3 separate regions of the Homo sapiens genome follow, and regions 1 and 3 are each linked to region 2. The links are chromatin contacts, found by Hi-C or POLR2A ChIA-PET in ENCODE. All regions are on one chromosome and are shown on one strand. The core of a region is the stretch at or near the end of the contact, and the rest is flanking DNA. Distances in the headings are between cores, read along the strand shown.

Region 1 (4,163 bases), core at 808-3,307, 280 kb before region 2:
TTATGCAGATTTTCTTTTTGGCTGCTTCCAAAACACAATAATAGCAGCTTCCATTTATTATTGTGTGCAAGGGAACAAATGAAGACCGCCTGAGCCCGGGAGTTTGAGACCAGCCTGGGCAACATGGCGAAACCCTGTCTCTACAAAAAAATTAGCTGGGTGTGGTGGCACACACCTGTAGTCACCTCCTCAGGAGGCTGAGGTGGGAAGATCATAGAGGTTGCCACCAGCCGAGATAGTGCCACTGCACTCCAGCCTGAGCCACAGATAATCTGTCTTGGAGTCTAATCCTTAGTCTTAAAAACCATAAAAGACTAGACCTACCATATTCTCACAATTACTTCTTCAGCTTCCTTCTTTCTAAGGCCTACGTTAACATGTAATCTAGTAGTGTTGCAGGCTTAGCATCCCTTCTACCTAGATCCCCTAGAGAGATAATTGCTACAAAGTTCCCAAAGTTTTTGGAATAAGGACAAATTTTACTATGAGTTTTTGTGCAGTTTTGCTCTCTTCAACCAGACTGCTACCTCCTTGAATGCAGGTCCAGGCATAATGAGGTGGACAGAGCATGGGCTTCAGAGTCAGAAAGGTCTGGGTCTGAAGCCTTGCTCAGCCACACACTAATTGTGTGACTTTGGGAAAGTCACATATGCCCTGTGAGCCTCAATTCCCTCAGCAGTAAAATGGGATGGGAATGCTATACCTATCCTCCACAGGGTAACTCTGAAGATTATTTAAAAAAAACCCCAAAACAGATAATGTACATAAAATGCTTAGCACAAGCTTCTAGCAGATATTAAATGTGTAATAAAAGTCGGTTCACTTCCCTCTTTGTTTCTTGCAAGTCACTTGACATATAGCAGGTGACCAAAATATGTTTGCACTAACTGGTTCATTTCTTCATTCCTTTCACCTTTTTAAACGCTACAGAGAACCTCAGGAGGGCACTGTGATGAACTGTGTGGTCAATCACATGGGTAAACAATTGAATTCCCTCAGAGAAACAAGGTATGGTCTATGTCCAGAAACAGAAATACAACTCATTATTTTTAATGTGAAAAAACATGGCTAAAATCAACAAGGCCAAGGTTTGTCTGTTTTTCAAAGCCATACAGAAGGGCACTATACTCTGTGGTCCTAACTCAAATGACTCTGGATGACAAAGTAAGACAACAGGGGGTTGGATCTGGAATTACCTGCAGAGTATGTGGCACCTAAGGGCATTCACAGAAAGAAAGAAAAGAAAAACTTTTGTGTATATCAAACCGAACACATAAGCCTCTGTCAGGTTGTGACCCCAATTTAGTAAAATAGTCCATAAACCCAATGGGCAGATTGACTTCTTCATAGTAGAGTGGGGCTGCCTCGATATGCAAGGTGGCAGTTAGGATTTGTGAAACTTCTAGACAATAGCTTTTGGTCAGTCTCACAAACGTGCTTTTTTCCAGGTGCAGGGAATGGGATTCCACTATGTCTAAATCTCTGTTTATTATGTGCTGTTGAGGGTGGACCAAGATGGCCAGTCTGCTCATGTTTGCAGTCAGAACTGGACGGTCATCCTGTCACATGAATTGGACCTAGTTTACCCAAGAAGTTCAGAATTTCTTCCAGACAACTGGGGAGGCAGTTCTCTGAGCCAGAGGTTTACTAAGTAGGACCCCAGTGGTTTGAGGACCTCAGAGAGATCCTTAGAACATGTATACACAACCACTGCTACCTGGTCAACCTAGACACAAACAAAACAAAATCTAGAAAATCTATTACTCACATTGACTTACTTTTCTAAGCAATTGGGAAAACTGTGTGTGGCATATTTTGGCCCACACATTCAGGCTAAGTGCTCCCACCACTCATAATCACCAGATAACTGCCAGTTGGCTTTCCATTTTAATTTGTGATCTGCAGAAGCTTCATTGTACTCTTTACCCACAGATAAATAAATCACCCATGTCTCTTAGTACCAGATGAATTGAAAGAGAAAGAAACATGGCAAGACTACATCTCTTAGGCCTGACTTTATTCACTGGATCTAGCGGTCTGGGCAAATTCCCCACCTCTCAGTGTGACTCATGCATGTCCGGAGGTGACTACAAAGCAAAAGCATGGAATGTCATACATTCCAGAGGAAGTGTTCTCAGGGATTGTTATCAGTGCTGACTTCTTGTTTACCAGTGAGGAAACAAACTAAAATCTCCAAGGTTGTGCCCATCTCAGAAAGTACCACGTGTCACTGAAGTGACAGGGCCTGTCCAGTTGACTTCAGCTGTTTCCATGCTCTGCCCTATCCCCCAACCTCACCTCCTTGAGTGAACAATCCTCTCCCCTACTTGGTTCCTATTTGAATTGTTCTTCAGTTACTGGCATGTATTTGAAATTGTAATCACTCTTCATTCTTTAATGCTTCTTCCTTTTCTGAGCCTTATTTTTTATCATTTAAAGCTTCTGGTGGGGACATTCCTATACTTACTAACATAAAGGCCAGTACCTACTTTAGAATTATTTGAGGACAGTTTCAATTTTTCATTACTGGGAGGAAAGGAATTATAATATCTTTAGTGGGGAAATAATTTAATGCTGAGAATATATGAAGTAATTCATTGATAAATTCTACTGAGAGTTACTCTTAAAATAAATGTCTTAACAAAACCCCAACAAAGCTACCTTAGGAGAAGCTTTTCAATTAATTTATCAAGACTCCACGGTTATCATTTTAAGACAGATTTAAGAATATGCCCAAAGAAATGACTTTTAATAATGAACAGGCCCCATTTGGAGCAGTGAGTAGTTCTGCTTAACTGAAAAAAATTACAAAAGTTATGTCAGGTGTAGCCTTTCTAAATAAAAGGGATGTATGAAGTGGTAACTGTAGATAACAAACAAGAAATATGCTTTTCCCCCTTGAAAATGCTAAAGGTGCTTATTATAAACACAAAGAGATTTTGTCTTTCGAGGCAAAGAACAGATTTCTCCTTTCCTGTTGGAGTAATTATTTTCCTTTCTCTTGTATGTTGTTATTGTCTGAATAAGCTTACCATTTATTTGTAGCTGGGTTTAGGAGACACATGTATGTACACAAGACAGGGTGCTGGCCATTCAGCAGGGAACATGCAGAGAAAGATGCAGGAAGGCTGTGTTGCTCTTGAACATCTTTCCCTTTTTACACCCTAATGGGCACTGTGAGGATGTGTTAACACATCCTGTCTGGTAGGGTATCACCTCAAAGAGCTCAGGCTCCTGAGGACTGAGCAACAGTGAGGCCAAGGAACAGGTTCTGTTTCCCCTTTGTGGATGCACAGAGGCTTTGTTAAAAGATGAGCACCATTTCAAATATCCCGAGAATGCAGCTGTTGGGCCGTTTAGTTCTGTTCCAACATTTTTTCCTAAAAAAGCATGGAGGAGGTGGTACTGCTCCAGTGCTGTATGTAGTGTTTTTCCAACCCCAGGGACTGTACTTCCTGCTTCTCACTGTGTCTCAAGCCAGAATGGAAAGGAGACACACCTAAACCCTCCACACGTCACCACAAATTCCTTTCCCTAAGAGCAGATTACTTGATATCCTGAGAGGCCCCAGACTCAACTCTGAATGATACAAATGAGTTCTACAGGATTTGGGGGAAAGATCTGAGAAGTCAAGTTGCTGTTCCGAATGCCCTTTCTGAATTTTGCCAAAGGAATGATTCCACTTTATGGAAACTAATTTGAGTGATTATTATGGGGATTAGATCAATTGGTGGTCAGCTCTGTTCAACAATCTTTTATGGTACGCCCCCTTCGGGCTCAGCACAATGGCAGTGTGAGGTGGGAAAGGGAAAGAGATGCCTTCAGGAGATGAAAAGCTATCATTTAAGGCAGGACAAGCACATGAAGAGTATGCTAGCAGTAAAAAGACAGTCAACCTCACTTTTATCATAGGCAACTCCTTAACGAAGAAGGCACGCAGCTGTAGGGAGGAAATAGCTCTGAGAATCATTGTGGCCACACTGTCATGGTCTGTTATGCAGCTGCTGGTTGGAGGAATTGGCCTTGTTCCCCAGGGTGGAGCTGTCACAAAATAGAGTGGGAACTGTCTGGCTTTCAGCCCAAGAGAATCTGCATGGCAAGTTGCATTAACAACCAGGCATTTCCGGCAGTTCCCAACATTTCTGGGAATTTTCTCATCCAAA
Region 2 (4,063 bases), core at 773-3,272:
CACTGTACCATACTGGCTCTGAGTCTACTTTTGACTCAAGGAAACATATAATTCCCTGCAGAAGAGTGTTTTTCAAATTCTAATAAGGAACTCAAATAGTTAGACAATGCAAAATCACTTTTCTTTCTCTGGAGTTCTTTAAGTGTTTAAATTTCATTTTGTTCTAGGGTATTTTGGTTTCTTTTGCTTTATATAGTGAGTTCTCCTGACTAGTGAAGGAGCCCGAAAGTGCTGATCATACAGTAGGGCTGGGATGTTTAAATATCTGGATGAAGGTTCTGATAAGACTTCATATAAATAGCTATAAGGCAGGGTTCCCATACAAAAAAAAATTGAGTTTGAACTTGAAGTTAGTCTTAACTCCATCTATACTGTCTGGATTGCCAGTGTAATTGGCCTCCAAGTAGAGAACTATGCTTTTTTCTTTATCTACTCTGGTAAATTATTAAAAGGCTCTTCTGCCCAGGGGATCATTAACTACCTGGGAGGTCTGGCAGGTGCAGCAAAGTGAACCAGGGCAGCTCTGGTTGGGATGGCAGGACTGAGCTTCCTCAGGCAACTTCCACTGCTCAGCCAGAATGAGGGAAAGACCAGCCCTGGGCAGGGCTGCAGGGATTGGGCTGGTGGGCAAGAATAGAGGTAAAGACGGGATGGAGGAAGAGGACCTCCCTGTCCAGCCTGAAAGTGGACTTCCAACTCTTTATGTCACTCAACTCCCATTTGCCTGATGGAATGTGTGCCGTGTGCACCTGCATTTACCCACATTCCCTCCTTCCTCTCTTGGAGGGTGAAAGTGGAGGCAAGGACGAGTCCCAGATTGGCCAATGCAGAAACAACATTTGTGTGGATGACACAGGAGAGCAGGGGAGGTGAGCAGGAGTGACAAAACCTCAGTTAAACCCGTCATCAACCCAATATCTTCACTATCCACATGAAGTGACACGGGAGGTTATACGACACGGCCAAGCCCACCAACTTCCTTAGCACCAGAGATGGCATGGCACTAGATGGCACTAGAACCCACACCTGCCACCCCCAGGCAGGGCTTTTTCCTTGGCACTGGTGCAGTCACCAATCTCAGTAGCTTTCACGAGCCTACAATTGAAAGCACTTTTCTCTATGGCTTTACATCTTGGCCTTTAGGGCAGTAACCCACAGCCTAGTTAGTTCTACTTCTTCTGCCACCCTTCCCTTGTTTCTGTTGGAAAGTGGTGCAGCTATTGGAGGATGTGCTTGACTGAATGTGCTCCCTCAGCTTTTCAGTCCATAGGATGGGCCCCAGCTATACCCTTTCACTCCTTCCCTGCTCAAAGATCATGGAAGAATTCCTGAGGTAACATTTTCATCTTGGGTGAGACTCATTCTTTACAATTCACCCCTGTGGTGAGCTCAGCCTAGTGCAGCCTCTCGTTTGCTCTGTTCACACACACACACACACACACACACAGTCATGCATGTATGCACATACGCACGCACACATGAGAAACACAAGAAAGCACCTTTAAAAAAAATTAGCGGATGATACTTTCCCTTTGTGGATGGTTGCACCTCATACCAATCATGGGTTTAAGCTTGGTGAGGAAAGAGATGGACGGAGATAGAAGCTGGGGAGAAAGATTTGTAATTATTTAAACTTATTGAATAGCTATGTGCCTGCTCCGCTCTGAAAATAGCGCCTGGGTTAAAAGTCTCTGTACCTCAGAAGGTCACCATCTGTAGGAGAGGTAGATCAAAACATATCATTTTAATCAGGAAGAGTTTGAGGTGTGGGAGGTTACAAGGCCCAGGCCTGAGATGGAACTAGCACCCACATCTGACACCCCCGGCACAGGGCTCACTCCTCAACCTTGGAGCTGTTGCCAACCTCAGTAGGTATGAAGAATGTATTGGGCACACATGTTGAAAGCAATGTTTTTCTAGGGCGTTTAGGAGTGAGAGAAGCAAGCGCAATTCCCTGTGGTGTCCCAACCACAAAGCCTCTTCTACCTGTAGCAGACAGAGGAGGTGACACATGAGCTGAGTCTGGGATGACAAGCTCACAAGCATTTGGGGTCAAGCATTCCAGGGAGAGGAGTCAGCCTGGGCAAAACCAAGGCAGCGCTCTCGGTAGGCCTGGGCCTCTGGCTAGTGGTTTCCTTCAACCCACACACTGCGCATGGAACCACAGAAGGCAGCACAGCAGAGCATCTGCCCTCACGTTCTTCCTGGTGGGGGGCCTCCCAAGGACATTCTGCCTCAGGTTCTTATTGTCTGAGGTCACTGAGCCTCCTGAAAGTATTTCAGGAATGTGGAGGCCTGACTCACTCTCTTCCTTGAGTTCACAGTCTGAAGTTCATAAAACCTCTTCCCCCTTTAGTCATTCTTATTCAAATACCGGCCCACAAGTTTCACAGATGGAGCTGGCAGGAGGAATCTTGGGAAGCATTTTTTTGCTCAGGATGTGAAAGTATATGAAGAGTTTGGGAGATCCAGGAGCAATCATTCACTAAGAGCCAGACCCCTGTGGCAGGCGCTGGCTAAACGCAGAGACTGGCTGGCTCGCTCACAGAGTGGAGATCACTGGCAGAAGAGAAATGCCATGAAAGCATCCACTCTGTGCCTCAGTTTCCTCAACTGTAAACAGAGACAATAACCACACCTTCTTCAGAGAACTGGATGGGGAGTGAGTTAATCCACATAAAGTAGTTAGAATACAGCCTGACACATAATAAGTGCTCAATAAATACTAGTTTATTGTTCATACTATTGCTTATTGTTGGCAGAGTGAGTTGTCTACACACTAAGTGGTGTGGGGAAGAGGAGGCATTCCTGGAATAGGACTGCGTGGGATAAACCTGAAAGGAAAATGTCCAATGCCGTGGGTGAGTGTCCAGATGGGGAGGCCTTTAGACATCACACACACACAGCAGGAGGGGCAGCTTGGGAGAGAAGAAACCCGAGTGGCACATCTAGCCTGATGCCAAAGTATCAATTCATGCACTTCTTCCGGTTGGAAACAGTTATAAAAATGTCCAGGGAATTAACAAAGGGGATGCAGGAGAGATATTTGGAGTACGGGATGGGCATACACATAGCCAAGCATGGGGTTTCAAATTGGTGTTATTCACCTTATTTCTCCTGCTGCCGTGCAGGCAATGAAATTCTCAGTGAGGCAGGCCACAGACAGATCAGATGCTCTGTTTTCCTCCTTTCTGACTGTAGCTCAGTTTAGAGGATTGAAAATGCTAGGAGACATCTAGCCTACCCTCTCCCTGCTCACACCGCACCTTGCCTCAGAGCTGGTTTTGACATCTGTCCTAGAAGACATCATCCATTGCCTTGATTCATGGGTATGAGTCTAAGCAATCTTAACCACTGCTGGGATTCCATTTGGACAAGGAAAAGCTTTCTCTGCTTTTCAGAACACTCTACAGAGAAACCCTAACTTTAGTAAGGCTCTGGGGACCCCAGGGGAGATCCAGAGAAGTAAAGCACCCAGCCCAATGGAGCTTCCAGAATGCATTTTGAGGGACAGTGCTTTAGTTCTTCCTTTGACCTCAGTCTCTTTTGGTCATTCCTTGTCCCCATTCTACTCCAACTGGAAAGGCTGAGTAGCTGCTCCTGCATATGTCTGTTATTGCAGTGACCCAAAGTAAGAATCTTAAATGAATTTGAAATCCCTTAAAAAAAGAGTAAAAATAGTCCTAGTGGAAAAGATGGTTCAGGAGTTTCACAGAAGGGAATTAGAAGAAGCCATTACTGACTCAAAGAAAAAGATTACTGAATAGATAGCAGAAGGTAACCTCTGCCCTACTTTCAGACCAATGAGTAGATATAAATGACATTACACTCTCGCTTCATGAAAAGTAACTGGAGAGTTGAGATGAGGTGATTCTTGAAAGAAGGAAAGGCTATTAGATTTCTTACTATTAATGATTAAGGTTCCTCAATTTTTTATTAACCAGCCTTTTTTTCTAATGACAAAATACATCCTTATGGTACATAATTCAAACTGTAGAGAAGGGAATAAAGTAAGAAGTAAAATTCCTTTTCTCCACTCCACACCCTCCTTCCCACACCTCCC
Region 3 (3,995 bases), core at 1,158-3,657, 410 kb before region 2:
GCTTAATGCAAAAATCAAATTCATTCTTAAAGGAACTATATTTATTACTTTAAAAATCCTTGAATGTTTACTACTGAGGGCATTAAAAGCCATCACATGGTAAGTGTTTTAGCTCTGTGACAAAAGGGTGAAAAATATTTGACTATTTTTTGTTATGGCTGAAATTCAACTATGGTACCAAGAGTTAAAACTAAGCCAAAGGGGGGGAGGTAAAAATATTGTGGCAATAAAATATAATAAATGATTACAAATTACTCCTGGAAATGCATGTTTAATATGAACTTAGTATAAAGTACACCTCTCAACAAAGAATTTACATTCTATTATCCTTTTGTTCAAGTGAAATGGAATATTTAACCTTGAGAATAAAATTTGACAGGTGTGTATTAGAGCCGTATAGACAGGAAAAAACTTTGCAAGTTGGCACACACTTTGAATGAATCATTTGATTTGTCTTCATTGTTTGATAAGAAGTTTTGTGAACTTTGTTTCTCCCCACTGTTGTGTGTTTATTGGTTAAACAAAGTTAATGTGTATAAATCCAGTCCTGTAGGATTTATAATTACTACCAGAGAAACCGCCAAGTACTGTGAATACCTTTTACATTTCAGGATTTAATGTTTTCCAAATTATTCCTGACTTATAAGTCTTTATGATCACTAAAAATTTTTATATGTAAGAGTATTCAAAAGACCATGTTGTTTTGGCTCACTTTGAAGATATTATACTCCTTTCAGGAAAGATATTTTGATATTTACAACATAATTGACTGGTTTCTAGAATTGATAACCTAAACCTTCAGTGATAGTTAAAAATCATGCACATACAAAATAGGGAGCTTAATCCTATTATAAGGATCAATATACTTTTTAAAAAACTAATTTACTTCTCTTATAAATAGGATTTAAGTTTGCAAATGACTGCTTTAAAAACAAAACTACCTGAGGAACATTTTTCTTTTGATTAAAATGTTAGTGTCCTTGATTTTTCACAATAAAAAGATTACTTTGTTGAGGTTTCTTTGTCGGGGGGAGGCAGGTGGAGAGATGGTGTATGTGAAATACTACCTGACTAAAAAATTCTACTTATGGTAGGGTTTTTTTTGTTTGATTTGTTTGGGTTTTTGGTTGTGTGTATGTATGCATGTGTGTGCGTGCCTGGGAGAGGCAAAAAAAAAAAGTTGTAATGAGTAAAATGACAGTTTATGAAGCCTATAAAATCTACCTTGAATCAAATTCAAATTTACAAACTCCACAAAAGTCTACGGATTTGCCTAGAGCTACAAAGAATAAAAATCAAGACAGTGCCGCCCATCTGTAAACCTACTAAAAGTGTGTTATACTTAACCTTTACTCCTTTAGGTAATACTTAGGGAATAGACACACTGGTTTTTCGAGAAGAAATCACAACCTCAATTCTTCATGCCATTGTCTGATTAAAAAGAAAAAAAAAAGCAAAACGAGTAAATGCATTACATTAAGTAACCCCGAAATTACTTTAAGCTGCCACTTACATGACACTTACTTTCGCCCGGTAACGTACCTGTCGCAAAAACATAACTTTTTCTTGGCTCTTAAGACAGAAGCCCAGTCGGTAAACAGTAAGGCTCGCGGTGCTAGCATTTTCATCGCAAAGTATCCTACCTGTCAGCGTAATTCTTTGGTCTGGAGGCACCGACAGGACACGGTTTTCACGCACTTTCAAAGCGCCCACATTTGGGGAGGCTGCCTGCGTTCCTGTGACTTTGGGAGCCGTCCCACGGGCACGACCCTTCATTCCCAGGGACAGCAGACGCCCTTTGTACATCCACTTCTGCAGCTTCTTGACTGTCACTGCCGGCGGCCTGAGGAAGGAGGGGCCTTCCTGGCGGTCTCCTTTGCCACTGCGTATCACAGAGGACCCCGCTGGATCCCTGAAAGGGCTTCCCGAGGAGCAGCCGTGGTCCTTGCAGCCTGGAGGCTGGAGGCCGGTGGGTGCAGCCGCCCGGGCGCGGTCCCCACTCCAGCCGTCCATCCTGCCTCCACGTGGCGGGGGCTCGTCCCAGTCCCGGTGCGCGCCGCACCTGATCCAGCTGTCGCTCGGCCACCGCTGGAAGGGAGGCGGCTTGGCACCCACCCGGAGGCTCTCGAGGCTTCTGCTGCAGGACGGCCGCATCCGAGGAGTCCGCAGCTGGCCTCCCCGCGGCTCCCTCTGAGGCGACCGGGGCGGGGACACCTGCTGCCGAGGGCGTCCGCCGCCTCCCCGCTCCCCGTCCCGGGGGCAGGCTCGGCGGTACGCGGCGCCGCGGGAAGGCGGCTGGCCCGGAGCCCGGGCTCCCGCGGGGAAGCTGTGATCCGCCAAGCCCCTGCCGCCCCGCCGCGCGCCCGAGTCAGGGGGCAGGTCGTGCATGGCCTGGATCAGCAGATAATAGGCCTCTCGCAACTGGGTCCGCAGCCTGCCTGTCTCCAGGCGGCCGCCCTCCGCCCCCAGGGAGGAGCCCGCCGCTGGGGGAGGCGGGGGACGCCGTTCCGCCTCCGCCCCCTCAGGCTCGGGCGCAGACTGCGAGCCGCCGGGCAGGTTTTCGTAGTAGTCGGCGTCGTAGTCGTCTTCGTCCTTGTCGTCTTCCTCCTCCTCTCCGCTGTCCTCGGAGCCCTCCGGGGAGTGCGGAGGGGCGTGAGCGAGCCCATGGCTCTGGGGGGCGGCCTCCTGCCCGCCGCGCGGCCGAGGCCCGAGCGCCCCCAACTGCTCCGGGTGCCCTCCGGGGACCCGCGCCCCGGGACCCCACGCCTCAGGTGACGGCGAGGGCTGCTGTAGGCTCCGCCCGTGTCCCCCGGCGTGCTCACGTGGGAGGGTGTCTGCGGCACCCCAGGCGTCTCCCGCGGCTGCCGAAGAGGCCGCCACCGCAGCTGCGGCTGCCGCCCGGAGCCCTAGCCCCCCGGTGCCGCGGGGACCCCGCCTTCCCCGGAGCCTGGACAGCGTCCTCCTCAGAGGGTCCGCCATCCCCTCTGCCTTAGCCGCGAGGCTCACCCCCGCCAGGGGGAGAGGTCGGAGCCCCGCTGGGGAGAAAACCGCGCTCGCGGAGGCGGAGGCGGAGGCGGCGGCGGCTCCCCATGACCGGCGCTGGCCCTCGCCGGCTCCTCACATACTTGGCATAACTCTGCCGCGGGAAGGCGTGGGGGAGGGCGGTGGCGCCGCAACGCGCATGCCCCGGAGCCCCGGGCCGCGACGGGGCGCGCGGGCCGGGGGCGGCAGAGGTGGGTTCTCGGGGTGGGCGAGTGGTGCAGGTGGAGGCGGAGGGCGCGGGCCGGTAGGTTGAGTAGTAGGTCGGCTGAAGCTGACCGACGGAAGCAGGGGTGGGCGCACAGAGCGCGAAGGGTGCGGGGAGAGTTGAGGCAGGGGAAAGAAGAACGAGCAGGAACGTGAGTTTGGGCTGGTGGCTGCAAAGTTTTGGTTAGGGAGCCCGAGAAAGGGAAAGTGCCCTCCTGGCTGTCACCCCAGCACCTTCACCGCCACCGCTGCACGAGGTGTGTCTTAGGCACAGCAAGTCCTAGCTTGAGAGAAAACAAAGATTGTTTTGACGGACAAAGTACGAGTGCAGGTGTATCTCGGTGCATGTGTTCTAGAAATGTATCAATCATTTTAATCGCCCAGAGAGCTAGCTAGCTAAAAGAAATTTGCAGCGATTCCTTTTCTATAAGAGTTCTTTTATCAAAAACAAAACAAAACCCACCCACCGATGTCTCTTTTAAGTCTGTTTTTCCTTCTTTATTTCAGTTAATGCATGCTAACAAAATTATTACATCAGCCAAAACTTGTAAAATGGAGCCACAAATATTATGTCCCTCATCACCCTACCTACAAGATTATCATACAGGTTTGCAGCTTTCTAATATAAAAAAGTTAACACTTCATTTTAATTTAAATAGTGAGTTGAGAAGCAATTGAATTGAAGTTGAGACACAGTGTAATCTAGAAATACCGGCTGTCTCCCAAAAACGTTAAATTCCAGGTTCTGG

What was found. Hi-C counts contacts between places; a loop is a spot of excess contacts on that map. ChIA-PET counts read pairs that join two places held with the same protein, here RNA polymerase II (POLR2A). Pooled maps may share reads with other maps.
Region 1: a loop to region 2 is called in a map of endothelial cell of umbilical vein, with 10 times the contacts of the local background. The contact joins two enhancer-like sites. A Hi-C loop is called at or near these places in 3 of 168 maps with a recorded cell type or tissue (Caco-2, PC-9 and endothelial cell of umbilical vein) and 3 of 50 pooled maps. POLR2A ChIA-PET finds 5 or more read pairs at or near these places in 5 of 52 experiments (AG04449, BJ, H1 and 2 more).
Region 3: a map of endothelial cell of umbilical vein shows a loop between it and region 2 (11-fold over the local background). The contact joins the promoter of SYDE2 here to the enhancer-like site in region 2. A Hi-C loop is called at or near these places in 1 of 168 maps with a recorded cell type or tissue (endothelial cell of umbilical vein). POLR2A ChIA-PET finds 5 or more read pairs at or near these places in 2 of 52 experiments (A673 and HEK293).

The regions. Positions count from the first base shown.
Region 1 is chr1:85,327,039-85,331,201 of GRCh38, forward strand. The region is part of intron 4 of DDAH1 (dimethylarginine dimethylaminohydrolase 1); the gene reads right to left. Among named protein-coding and RNA genes, the nearest start is that of BCL10, 52 kb to the left of the region's middle. RefSeq lists enhancers at 1,057-1,226, 1,702-2,280. Within about 2 kb of position 2,058, at least 11 of the 41 ENCODE cell types and tissues checked have a DNase peak (open chromatin) inside an H3K27ac peak, as active enhancers do; they include PC-3, PC-9 and endothelial cell of umbilical vein, where a contact is called at or near this core.
Region 2 is chr1:85,605,214-85,609,276 of GRCh38, forward strand. No RefSeq gene overlaps it. Among named protein-coding and RNA genes, the nearest start is that of CCN1, 26 kb to the left of the region's middle. RefSeq lists enhancers at 1,302-2,166, 1,760-2,959, 2,167-3,032. Within about 2 kb of position 2,023, at least 10 of the 41 ENCODE cell types and tissues checked have a DNase peak (open chromatin) inside an H3K27ac peak, as active enhancers do; they include PC-3, PC-9 and endothelial cell of umbilical vein, where a contact is called at or near this core.
Region 3 is chr1:85,198,609-85,202,603 of GRCh38, forward strand. SYDE2 (synapse defective Rho GTPase homolog 2) reads right to left here and starts at 2,408. Exons shown (of 7, transcript NM_032184.2): 1 at 1,644-2,408. The coding sequence starts at 2,388. LOC124904207 (a long non-coding RNA gene) reads right to left here and starts at 1,634. Exons shown (of 2, transcript XR_007066199.1): 1 at 1,543-1,634; 2 at 1-1,431. RefSeq lists an enhancer at 1,523-2,134 and a silencer at 2,147-3,296.